Linked DNA regions of Homo sapiens: region 2 is linked to region 1. A link is a contact called in ENCODE Hi-C or POLR2A ChIA-PET data. All regions are on one chromosome and are shown on one strand. Each heading gives the region's core, a stretch centred on a gene start or an enhancer-like site at or near the end of the contact. The rest is flanking DNA. Distances are from core to core; before and after follow the strand shown. Region 1 overlaps LINC02098 (long intergenic non-protein coding RNA 2098). Region 2 overlaps ETS1 (ETS proto-oncogene 1, transcription factor).

Evidence for each region. Hi-C counts contacts between places; a loop is a spot of excess contacts on that map. ChIA-PET counts read pairs that join two places held with the same protein, here RNA polymerase II (POLR2A). Pooled maps may share reads with other maps.
Region 2: a loop to region 1 is called in a pooled map, with 2.0 times the contacts of the local background. The contact joins two enhancer-like sites. A Hi-C loop is called at or near these places in 6 of 50 pooled maps. POLR2A ChIA-PET finds 5 or more read pairs at or near these places in 2 of 52 experiments (activated CD4-positive, alpha-beta T cell and activated T-cell).

Annotation. Positions count from the first base shown.
Region 1 is chr11:128,237,302-128,243,447 of GRCh38, forward strand. LINC02098 (long intergenic non-protein coding RNA 2098) reads left to right here. Exons shown (of 4, transcript NR_146647.1): 4 at 3,977-4,140. Among named protein-coding and RNA genes, the nearest start is that of LINC02098, 32 kb to the left of the region's middle. Within about 2 kb of position 3,555, at least 2 of the 41 ENCODE cell types and tissues checked have a DNase peak (open chromatin) inside an H3K27ac peak, as active enhancers do.
Region 2 is chr11:128,493,388-128,499,533 of GRCh38, forward strand. All of the region lies in intron 3 of ETS1 (ETS proto-oncogene 1, transcription factor), which reads right to left. Among named protein-coding and RNA genes, the nearest start is that of MIR6090, 26 kb to the right of the region's middle. RefSeq lists an enhancer at 1-254. Within about 2 kb of position 3,829, at least 26 of the 41 ENCODE cell types and tissues checked have a DNase peak (open chromatin) inside an H3K27ac peak, as active enhancers do.

The DNA.
Region 1 (6,146 bases), core at 2,305-4,804:
TGCAGCCCACCATGCCTGAGACTCCCCCGACTCCGTGGGCTCCTGTGCGGCCGGAGCCTCTCCAATGAGCGCCGCCCCGTGCTCCACGCGCCCAGTCCCATCCACCACCCAAGGGCTGAAGAGTGAGAGCGCATGGCGCGGGACTGGCAGGCAGCTCCACCTGCAGCCCATTGCGGGATCCACTGGGTGAAGACAGCTGGGCTCCTGAGTCTGGTGGGGCCGTGGAGAACCTTTATGTCTACTAGCTCAGGGATTGTAAATACACCAATCAGCACCCTATGTCTAGCTCAAGGTTTGTAAACAAACCAATCAGCACCCTGTGTCTCAGGGTTTGTGAATGCACCAGTCGGCACTCTGTGTCTAGCTACTCTGGTGGGGCCTTGGAGAACCTTTATGTCTAGCTCAGGGATTGTGGATACACCAATCAGCACTCTGTATCTAGCTCAAGGTTTGTAAACACACCAATCAGCACCCTGTGTCTAGCTCAGGGTTTGTGAATGCACCAATCGACACTCTGTATCTAGCTGCTCTGGTGGGGCCTTGGAGAATCTTTGTGTGGACACTCTGTATCTAACTAATCTAGTGGGGACGTGGAGAACCTTTATGTCTAGCTCAGGGATTGTAAACGCACCAATCAGCACCCTGTCAAAACAGACCACTCGGCGTTACCAATCAGCAGGATGTGGGTGGGGCCAGATAAGAGAATAAAAGCAGGCTGCCCGAGCTAGCAGTGGCAACTCGCTCGGGTCCCCTTCCACACTGTGGAAGCTTTGTTGTTTCGCTCTTTGCAATAAATCCTGCTACTGCTCACTCTTTGGGTCCACCCTGCTTTTATGAGCTGTAACACTCACCATGAAGATCTGCAGCTTCACTCCTGAGCCAGCGAGACTACGAACCCACCAGAAGGAAGAAATTCCAAACACATCCGAACATCAGAAGGAACAAACTCCCGACGTGCCACCTTAAGAGCTGTAACACTCACCGCGAGGGTCCCCGGCTTCATTCTTGAAGTCAGTGAGACCAAGAACCCACCAATTCCGGACACAATATGACTTTAAAGATCACTAAATTAAATAGAATGTGTTCTTAAATATCTTTCATGAAATGTAAGCTCAGTAAATGATAAAAGGGATCATGAACTGTGTGGTCATCCTATCCCACAGTAACTATTAATGTATATAAATGATGCCCAGATTTAACAGGACAGGATAAAAGTAATACCACAAACACTAAGAAATAAATGTTAATATCAGACTGTTACCTTGTTAATAGTGGGGAAGTGTCACATGTTTCAGAGACATCCTAGTTATTTACATCCAGAAGAGGTTTCACCAGGCACATTATATAGAAGAGCCCACCAAGAAACAGTGAGCTGAAGAGACCTTGCATAGCCAGCTAACACCAGAGACAAAGATCATGTGAGAAACTAGAAGCCAGTTGTGAAAGGGGCACCATCAGCATCACTGGTCCTTGCATTTATAAAGAGGCAATTTAGTTTTTTAATTAGATCAGGTTTTCTGACTAATGAAATAATATCTCTGTACAAACATATACATACACACATGCAGATACCCAATACACAGAAAAAAAAAGAGTTAATTGAAGAATAGGAAAGGAATTTAAGATCACTCAAATCGAGATCTTCAAAATTCAAGTATACATATTTCACTCATAACAGAAACAGGAAGCTGTGAATAAGGAACAGTCATAAAACAAGGAAGATGTCTTTGAAATCAAGATTATAATTGCCATCTACATACAGTTGCTTGCTCTATGTCTCTTTCTCTTTCTCTTTCTTTCTCTCTCTCACTCTGAAACTTCCAAATGTCTTCTATTAACAGGACACTTAATTCCAGGTGATGTATGTATCAAATTAGAATTCTAGCCCTTCTATATAGTCTCAGGTTGTCTGTCATCTCTCCCTGAATGTTTCTGAGTCCCCCACCTGCAGTTCCCTGTGGCTTTTTCAGTGAGAATGTGCCACTCAGCTTTTCTAATGGGGTCTTCTGGTGGCCCTGAGTGATGAGATCACTAAGGAAATACTTTAGTGTTGAGAGACTCGTCCTGGGCCCAAACAAAGCCCACCTTCTGATGTCAGAAGGGGCACTTAGAAGTGAATCAGCACTCTGTCCTATCAGGCTTTCTATTTATGAAGAACAAGAGGTGAATAGCACTGTCCTTGCTGTGCACACTCATATTCCTCTGAAGCCCCTTTGATACAATAACTCAGCTGGTTCTGTCTTCCTCTCAGAGCATGGAATCTCTCCTGCCAATGGGGGGACTGTGTGGTTTGAAAAAGCTCCTGTAGGTGGTTCTGATTCAGAACACCCCACCCATCCAGCACTGGATTGAGAACTAGGGGTCAAAAGGCACACTGAACGGTAGACGTGAGGCTTCCTACGTCTCCTATTTCACAGACTTTATGGAAAAGCAGGTTTGGAAATGAATGAACCCAGGATGAAAATTTAAGTCTCTATAAAATATTTTTCATCTACAAAGAAACAACTTTTTCCTCTACCAAAGTTATTTCAGATACATGTGTCTTCATTATGGTCATCTGGGTATTTGTAAGGAATACCACATCCCTTGCATTTCAGGTGTGTTGTGAATTAAAGATTACATTATTTTCCTTTTATCCTTATCATCTCCAAACCTCCTACACAACAATTGCAAAAGAAGTAATACTGCAAACTCTCAAGTCTGTTGTGAGGATTAATTTACTTAGATTACATAAGATATTTAAAACAATAAAAGGTGCTTAATGTATAAAACCTATTATCATAGTTAACTTTTCTTTTAGTCTTATGGCTACATTGTGTAGTAAATATTGTATAATCTGCATTGCATAGTCATACAAAAATGTCATCTTCACAGTACATTTCTAATAACCTGGAAAGCATTCTGTCATTTTCTTAATATTGGCATGATTCTTGGGTTTGGTTAAAAGGGATTAGAAGAGATTCATTCTCCCCATCTCTACTAAAAATACAAAAAAATTAGCCGGGCCTGGTGGCGGGCGCCTGTAGTCCCAGCTACTTGGGAGGCTGAGGCAGGAGAATGGCGTGAACCTGAGAGGCGGAGCTTGCAGTGAGCCGAGATCACGCCACTGCACTCCAGCCTGGGCGACAGAGCAAGACTCTGTCTCAAAAGAAAAAAAAAAAAAAGAAGAAGAAGAAGAGATTCATTCTGTGTTTGGTCTCTTTTCTCCCCTGTTTGAATTTGTCACAGCCCTTTCCCTATACTGAATCTGATTGCTAGGAAACAGTCCGTTGTGAAATATGTCTCAATGTTACACTTATTTGCAATATATTCAGCTTTACTCCATGCTCTGGCATTGTTCTAATGAGATCAATGTATTGCCAAACTGAGTCACTGGTTCCTTCCCTTCTTCCAAAGAAAACAACGGCAATTCCAAGGAATTCTTTTCTTTGTTAGTTTTTAGCCTCCTATTTCATTTCTATTATAAATAGCATCAATTATCTGATGTGTAGCTGACAGAGAAGTTTGCCTCCCATGAATCATTTCATTCAGCTGATTCGGCAAAACATTTGACCATGAACGTGCATGCGTGTGTGTGTGCACAGACTCCAGTGCCTGAGTTTTCGTATAAACTAGATAAAGTCCATTTGTCTCCAGATTAATGATAAACAAGATTAAGAACACAGTTTCTAAGTTTTGTTTCATTTGGGCCTTCTCGAGCTGCATTTAGCCGATACTAAGTTATAATGACCTTTGGAAAGTTCACAAGTTTCCAGGGGTCCAGGATAGTAATTAGCTCTTAATTGTAAAAACAAGTGCTGCTGAAGAACATAAGGTCATAGGAAAATCAGGAATCAGGACTTTGTACAGAAAAAAAAAAGTGAATAAAATAATGTTTATTCATTTATGAATCACTCAGTCATGATTTTCTTTTTATAATATCATCGAAAGAAATAAAATGCCTTGTGTTTAAATTTTCACTATGCTTGTATTTCAGCCTCATCAAGAGATACTACCCCTGATCTTTTCATTTCACTTTCCTCGGGTCTGCCTAAACTCAGTGTCTCTCCTAGAAAACCACCCAACTCATGAAAAACTGTTTGTAAGAAAATGTTCTCAACACAAAGAAATAATAAAGGTTTGAGATGATAAATATGCTAATTACCCTGATCTGATCACTATACATGATATGTATGAAAACATCACTATGTACCTTGTAAAATTATTATACGTCAATTAAAAAAAGGGAAAATGTGTTGTGCTTAATTATAATAAGAAAATTTAAACAGATTGATGAGAATTCAAAGTTTTCACTGATGTGAATATTAGTTAACAGGAAAAAAGAACTCATAAAAACTGTTCCATACTTGTTTTACCCCAAAATGTTAATCCATGCTGTTATAGATACCCTGTGAGACACACAAATGCTTTTCCAACTCATTGATTTCAAATCAAAGGGCAAAATATACATTAGTAATGATGATATGCCAAAACGCTCCTTAATGTGAACATCAGTATTTACGTTTTAATGTCAGTTACAAAGATCCCTGGGCGGGCGCGGTGGCTCACACCTGTAATTCCAGCACTTTCGAAGGCCGAGGCTGGTGGATCATGAGGTCAGGAGATCGAGACCATCCTGGCTAACACAGTGAAACCCCGTCTCTACTAAAAATACAAAAAATTAGCCGGGCTTGGTCGTGGGTGCCTGTAGTCTCAGCTACTTGGGAGGCTGAGACAGGAGAATGGTGTGAACCCGGGAGGCGGAGCTTGCAGTGAGCTGAGACAGCGCCACTGCACTCCAGCCTGGGCAACAGAGCGAGACTCCGTCTCAAAAAAAAAAAAAAAAAAAAAAAAAAAAAAATCCCTAAGCAGAGATTTGGGATCCTTTATATTCATGAATCTTTAATTCAGGAGTTCAAGATACCACAAACCGGCCGAGTGTGGTGGCTCATGCCGGTAATCCCAGCACTTTGGAAGGCCAATGCAGGTGGATCACTAGAGCCCTGGAGTTAGCCTGGGCAACATGGGGAAACCCCCCGTCCCTACAAAAAACTACAAAAGTTAGCCAGGCGTGATGGCATACGCCTGTAGTCCCGGCTACTCAGGAGGCTGGGAGGACGGCTTGAGTCCAGAAGGTGGAGGTTATAGTAAGCCGTGAACATGCCACTGCACTCCAGCACGTGCAACAGAGCAAGACCCTCTCCTCTTCCTCTCTCACAAAAAAAAAAAAAGAAATCACAGAACTATATTACTGCATATTTGTTTGTGTACAATTTACTTTTAATGTGACAACTTCTAGTTTCCCAATAAACTGAAATCCTACACTGAAAAAATAAATCCAGTAACTCACAATTATGTGTTTTGGCTGGCCAAGCATGTTTATCATTTTAAAATAAAATACAGTGTTGCAAAAACAGTTGTAGTAGCTTGGCAATTGTGTTTCAGTACTGTAATGCATGGGTATCAGAAGAGATTGGGCAGATTTCAGCACATTAAGTTACATTTTATTATAGTTCATTACATTTAAGAAAAAATTAACTGAAAATGCCATTTTTCTTGTTATCAGCATGGAAAGGCCTCAGTATAATAAGTACCATGAATTGATTTATTGAGCACTTACCATGTGCCAGTCAATTGACACTGTTGTCACGTAGTCTTTTAACATGCCTGTGGAGTAGACAGATTATTTTTATTTACATTTATAGATGAAAGTGAGTTTTGGAGAGGTAAGGTAACTGTACTCAAGTTAAAAAAGAAGAAAAAAGGTAGTAAGTATAGTAAGTAGAGGTTCTGAGAATGAAACCCAGCTGCATATGATTCCTTAGACTATGATAACTTCTCTGCTATTGTCATTTGCACAAGCTGGCTAAAAATAAACAAATAAAAGGAGCAAAACTAAAACAAAGAGATCCCATGCACACAAGATGTGCACATAGACTCCTATACCTAAGGAATCATCATACACTAAAAGCTCATATGTTTCCAGGTATTTTTCCTGAAGAGTTGATGGAAATGTATCCTTTGAAGGGTATAATGTGCCACCAATCCTTACCATTCTCCTCCCTCCCATTGCTCTAGTGTCTTGTGTTTTGAGGTGAGTATCCTGAACCAGACCTCTGAGTAGCTGAGTCTGTAGGTAAAACACACATTCATATCATGGACCCTAA
Region 2 (6,146 bases), core at 2,579-5,078, 260 kb after region 1:
ACTTGTTCTCTCCCAGGAAAGCAGCTAGAATTACTTTTGCCTTTCCACCTCAATGCCATCTCCACAAGCCCAGTCCACGTGCTGTTGGGGCCCCATCAGAGGTGCCTGGCTCTGCCCCTCTGGCTGTGAGACTCAAGTGCTAGATCTCTTTAAAAAAAGGGTTCACATCCCAGCTGGGGGAAACCATCCCTGTCCACTTAGGACACTTGCATTTGGACTTGATCAGCTCCAGAGAAGGCACAGCATTGTCTTTGGAGCCAAAGGATTCAGATGTAAAAGTCAGAACTTTATCCTATAAAGTGTGGAATTGTAGTTTAAAAAGAAAAAAAAAGTCAAACTCCCTTCTATAACTAAGTGAACAGTTGGCAAAGATTGTCTTTTTCGGTTGTGTGAGCATTGCTCTTAAGTGATGACTAATCATGCTCAAAAATGTATATTAAATAGAAAATAAACTCACCATATAAAATACTAATTCAAAAATTCTCTTCATGTTGTTTGCAGATTGTAGCAGTTCTGTTCAATATACTCATCAAAAACAATGACAAAATCATTACACGGGTGAAAAATCTGACATGACTTAGCCTAAGCAGATATCGCTTTACTCTTAAAATACTTTACTTCATCACCTATTATAATATTTTTACATTAGGTACAAAATATTTCTAATTTTAGAATCAGTGTCTGAAAGTTAATCACTACCTCCATAGACATTAACTAATTATATTTTATGGAAAAATACTGAAATCTCCTTTGTGCTAATAATTACAATATCTTAAATTCAAATAACGTATTTGTTTCAAAATGCTGAGAATCCGGCCTGGAGAAACACTACGCCAACACAGTGGAGATTCTAAACACAACGCACTGGAAAATGAGGACATAAATATATTGCAATTATATTAGATTTCCTGCCCACTGATTATTCCTTGGGACCCCAAATTTCAGTTAATATTTATAGGAATTCCCCTAGACCTCTGAAAGGACAGTTGTGCAGAAGCTGGTGATTAAATAACCATTGCAGGAGATTGCACAGTATTTAGACAGAAGTGAGCAGGTAGCTTTCTCTGAATCTACAGAAGAATAAGCTAGTGGCATTTTGAATGCAGGGAAACATCTGCTCATTTTTCATTGTGGCCTAACCCTGAACCACCTCATAGATGTTTCAAGTGAAATGTAAAACAAGGGTTTCCATTCACTTACATGTAACTCAAAGTTAAGGGCTGTTCAGTTTCCAAGAACCTTCCAGGGTGTTTCATGTGTCTTTTCATACCACTCTTTTCAGTTCTTTGAAACCGAATGGCTCTTACCAACAATGGTACACAGAATCTAAACACTAGGTGGCTTTTGTTTGGCAAGAAGTTCAAGACATCTGGCCTTACTGACCTCACGAGTTTATGCTCTCACTATTCTCAATCAATGATCATGTGAAGACTGGAGCGTCTGGGATCCTAGGGTTAGGAGATGAGGGATACAGCCAAGGACAAGAAATCCAAGGTGCATGTCCCAGTTTTGCATGACCATTGAACTGGGCCCAACCCCATCAGATTATGATACCAGTCATGTGTGTTGGGTATGGTCACACTCAATAGCAGCATGAAAGAAATACTAAGAGTGAGTAATATGCCTTATACCTGAGAAATGCTTTACAGTTTGCCAAGACTCTTCACATACACTATTCCAAAATATCCTCTAAACATAAAACTGGAGGGGCCTGGAAAGGTATCACAAGGTCCCCATTTCACAGATGAGGAAATCAAGGCCCTGGGAGATCAAGAGCTTGACCTAAAGTCACAAGGCCAAGAGGGACCAGCTGGGGCTAGAAGCCAGTCTTCTAACTCTTAAAGTTCAGGGTCTTTCTCTCTATTCCACTGCAAACAGAAATGGATCAGATATCCAGGAAAACTAACATTTTTCAGAGCTGAGAAAAAAAAAATGGGACTTTTCCTTTCTTATTTTGAAAGATTTTAGGAGTGATTAAAAACTTAAAACTATTCCAAGAAACCCAGGGTTTCATACAGCTAGCCCCGTAAGAACATAATTAAGAGCCATTTACAGAATCAACTATAATCTTTTCTTTTCCTGGCACTCAGGCAACTGAGGCTTCCTTCCATATGAAGCAAATGAGTTAAGTGAAAACCTGGCTTCCTTCTCTGTCCAACCCTGACTCAACCTAATGGGTAACTTTGCATATAACAGAAGTTTAATTTGTTACATAAAGGCTTACTGAAATATATTTTTTAAAGTAAAAGTAAACCAAGAATAAACCTTCTGGTCCACATGGAGAGGATAAAAGAACAGTTCTCCAAACTGAAAGATAGGATTCTAAAGACAAAGAAAAAAGAGAGAGAGGGGCGTGCATTGTTGATAACTTGTTGATCAAAATCCATAGGTTCTGATTTCACATACGCCATTAGTGTAGACACACTGGATAAGTCACTTACTCAATTCACTTTGAAAAGAGGTCTGTTCATAGGTGGTGTCTATATCCCTCATAGAGTTTTACATTTTTTATTTGGCAATTTTCAAACATACATAAAAGTAGAGAGAAACTCTACTCAAAATTTATCAATACTACCCGTTTTTATTTCATCTTCCACACACATGCACACCCATACACACACGCAGAAGAATTATACACCTAATCCCAGAAAACAAGTCATTTCACCCACAAATATTTCATTGTCACAAGGATATTTTTTAGATAAAGGGAGATCATAGAGTTAAAGTTCAATAAGAGGCAAATAAACTCAAGGAAAAAGAAAAAAAGCCTTCAAGTTACTTTCTCTCATGCTTAAATCTAGGTCTATATTTCATGCATTGGCCCACTTGAACCACAGAACTTCTTTCAAAGCAACACTGTCATGATCTGGAAAGTGCCAATGTTGGATCACAGAGATGATTTCAAATCAAGATGGTAAGCCAGTTCCAGGGACTTCCATTTCCTACAAGCAGAAGGCTGCAGTGATATTTCCTCTTAATGGTCAACATCCTCATGAACTTACAACTGTAACTAAAGTGTACAAAACAAATAAAAAGGCTCGGAGTTCTGGCCAGCACAGAAGGGCAGTGTGAAAGGTAATATCATTGCCAAACTGCCGACAACAAGTCCCAGTTTAGGAGATAAGGTGCCTTTACCCCTTCAGACCAACACAAATAGAGAAATGGCTGCAGCCACACTGACGGCTCTGCTTCTGAAGTTGATGACCCCTGGAGGGTGGTCACTGGTCTACAAGAGGATTCTCCTGATAAAAAAGCTAATGATCTCAGAAGAATGTGCAAAGGAATCTCAAAGAAAGACAGTCTCTATTGCCCTCTCTCATTCATATAAAGGCAGGGTTGAAGTAGAGTAGAAGGGAGTGGTAAGTGATTCCTGTGATAGGCACTAGAAACCGGGCAGGCAGGACTTCCAGCTTAGGGAGGTACTATAATCCACAAAGCTTCTGGCTAAGGTTAATGCAAAGAAGGGAGGGAAGTGTCCCTCCTCAGCCCCTCGGCTGTATTTTCATAAACCCAATGATGTGACAACACAATGGGGGACACGCAGGACTCTTGGCTCCAGCAAGAGTGAAGCAATAAATGACTCAGTGCCCATGCTGAGGCCACCCATCCCAACCAAACCGTCTATTATTGTCCCAAACAACAGGACACTATGAGACCTGGAAGAGACTCATATGAGTTAGGAAACATACAACTGGGTTTCTGAACTTCTTTTAATACCTAACCCTTTCGAAGTCACCAGCCAGTAAAAACCACTGCAAAGAAGGGAGAAGAAGCTGCAGAGAAAATCCCCAATTCACCCTCCAGTGACCTGACTGACCAAAAATGCAAGCCAGTCTCAAGTTACAGTATCTCGGTTTGCTGCCAATGCACACAGTCACTAGGGAAAGCACGCTCTTTGGGTACAATGTGCCAACTCAGAGGAGATGCCTCTCCCCAGAGGGAAGCTGCCCTAAGACAAAAGAGATGGTCTCCTGCAAGGCAGCTCCAAATTGCATGGAGAAGCTGGTTTCAGGTCCTGCAGCCAGGCCTGAGAAAGAAGCCTGTAGAGAGGGCTCAGCACACTGAACATCTGTAGGAAGTGACCTCAGACTTCTCCCTCTTCCCTTCATCCACCTCCTGCCCCATCCCCCAAAAGGAGTTTTAACACATTATTACCACTGAAGTCCTGAGGATTTGGTGACTCACCAGGCTCACACATGGTTCCAATGAGCCCTTGACCATTACATGGTAGGGAAGCAGGAAAAACAAATGAAAGCAGTTGTAATTCGGCAGCGCCGGAGTTCAGACCTGCCAGACAAAAGGGATTGCAGGCATGTTCCCAAATTCGTTCAGGCACCTGACATGCACAAGCTATTTTTAATCACTGGATTTATTTCTTTCCTACCTCCTCCACCATCCTCCACCTCAGCAAATGTTTCGAAGTCAGAGCAAAACCCAAATCAATTCCAGGTGTTCAGGGAAACCCAGAGAGGCTCTTCCGTTCCAGGATCCCAGCCAGAAAGCAGAACTGCCCCCTTGGTCCTGTAGCTAAATTTTCTCGCTCATTCCTTAGACTAGTTCAAATCTCCCACCCTAAACATTGGGCAAATGGCCTAAAATAGGAAATACATGAATGAATGTGTCCTGCTGGAAAGGCTTTTAAATATGTGTTTTTCTCTAGCAGCCTGGCAAGTGAAGGTACATAAACCAGGTCTCAAAGCCCCTCAGATGAAGCTCGCTTTCATTCTCTAGGATGCTCTACCCACCATGCTGTGAGGATTAAGTGGACTATGTGTGACAATGCCAAAGCTTAAGACATAGTAGGTGCTCAACAAATCATTGGCTACTTGATTATACTGAAAAGCATCTTATAAAATATAAAGACTTAAAAAAAAAGATTTTATTTCCCAATGCTTACAGAAACATCAAGAAGGAATCTGGCAATTTCTCCAGGTACAAATAAGCGACTGAGAAAATAAGAAAAACAAACGCAAAAATCAGATTCTGAGATATAAATGGAAATTGACATCCCCTGAAACTGGCATTTTTTTCTAACAGAATAGACTAATTTCTTACCTATTCTGCATCCTCCAATCTGCTAACGGGAAATACTTTTTGCAGCAATAAGCATCTAAAATATGTTTGCCGTGACACTTCAGAACTACATGAATCCAATGCACCTAAGATGCCTTTTGGTTGCAAAAACGTCCTAAGAGTTCCACTTTAGAATCAATATGGCACAAAGCAAAAGTATAATTTTATGCTAAGAACTCTTTTCTATGTGTTTGGAATCTGCCAAAACCCAAGCTGCGTTTTAATTGTCATTTATGGGCCTCTAAATTAACGACACTCAAGCAATTTAAAAGGAAGTTTTAGCTATTGAGATTATGATTCCTGTGTGCAAGGACCACCTCCATAGGGTACATTAAAGAATCATTTAAGCTTCTTAAATGATCATTTCAAGCCATTTACAAAGTACTTCACATGTTTCAAAGCATTTCCTGCATAGATAATTACACCTGACTCCCACCACATGACATACTTTATAGTTCCTAAATGTCCCAGAACAGTGTGACTTCTTTATCTGAAAAACACAGAGCCATGGTCTCTACATTACTCAGGAGGAAAGAATGAGTTGGGCTCTTTCGTCTCCATGGCTTTGCAGAGAACCACATTGCATCCTATTGGTTCTTCCCACATCTTACACTTCTGAATGAGGAAAACTCCTGCCCTGCCTTCACTAAAATTCTCATGACAGGATCATACGGCTTTTGGTACCAACATGACATAGGATAACCCCATCCAGGAAGACAATGGAGAATATCTGACAACTACATCTTGCTATAATCCCAGCTTCCACTAATTCTGGTTTACATAATAGCCTTTGAGGCCTCATCCTCTGAGATCTTGCAGATGCTGATGAATTGGGCTAACCAATTTATTTTAATTTCACTTAACTCCCACCTATAATTATCATTCCTGCTATTTGACTAGAACTGTATCTTTTAGAAAGCATTTTCTTGAATATTCTCATATGATTTTTCAAAACAAGCACTTGTAGTTATTATCTTTATCATGTAGGTGAGGAAACTGAGGCTCACAAATGTTTCTTAAGTGACTTAACTAAGATTATCAAACCAGTAAAGTGATATAACAAGGATTCAATC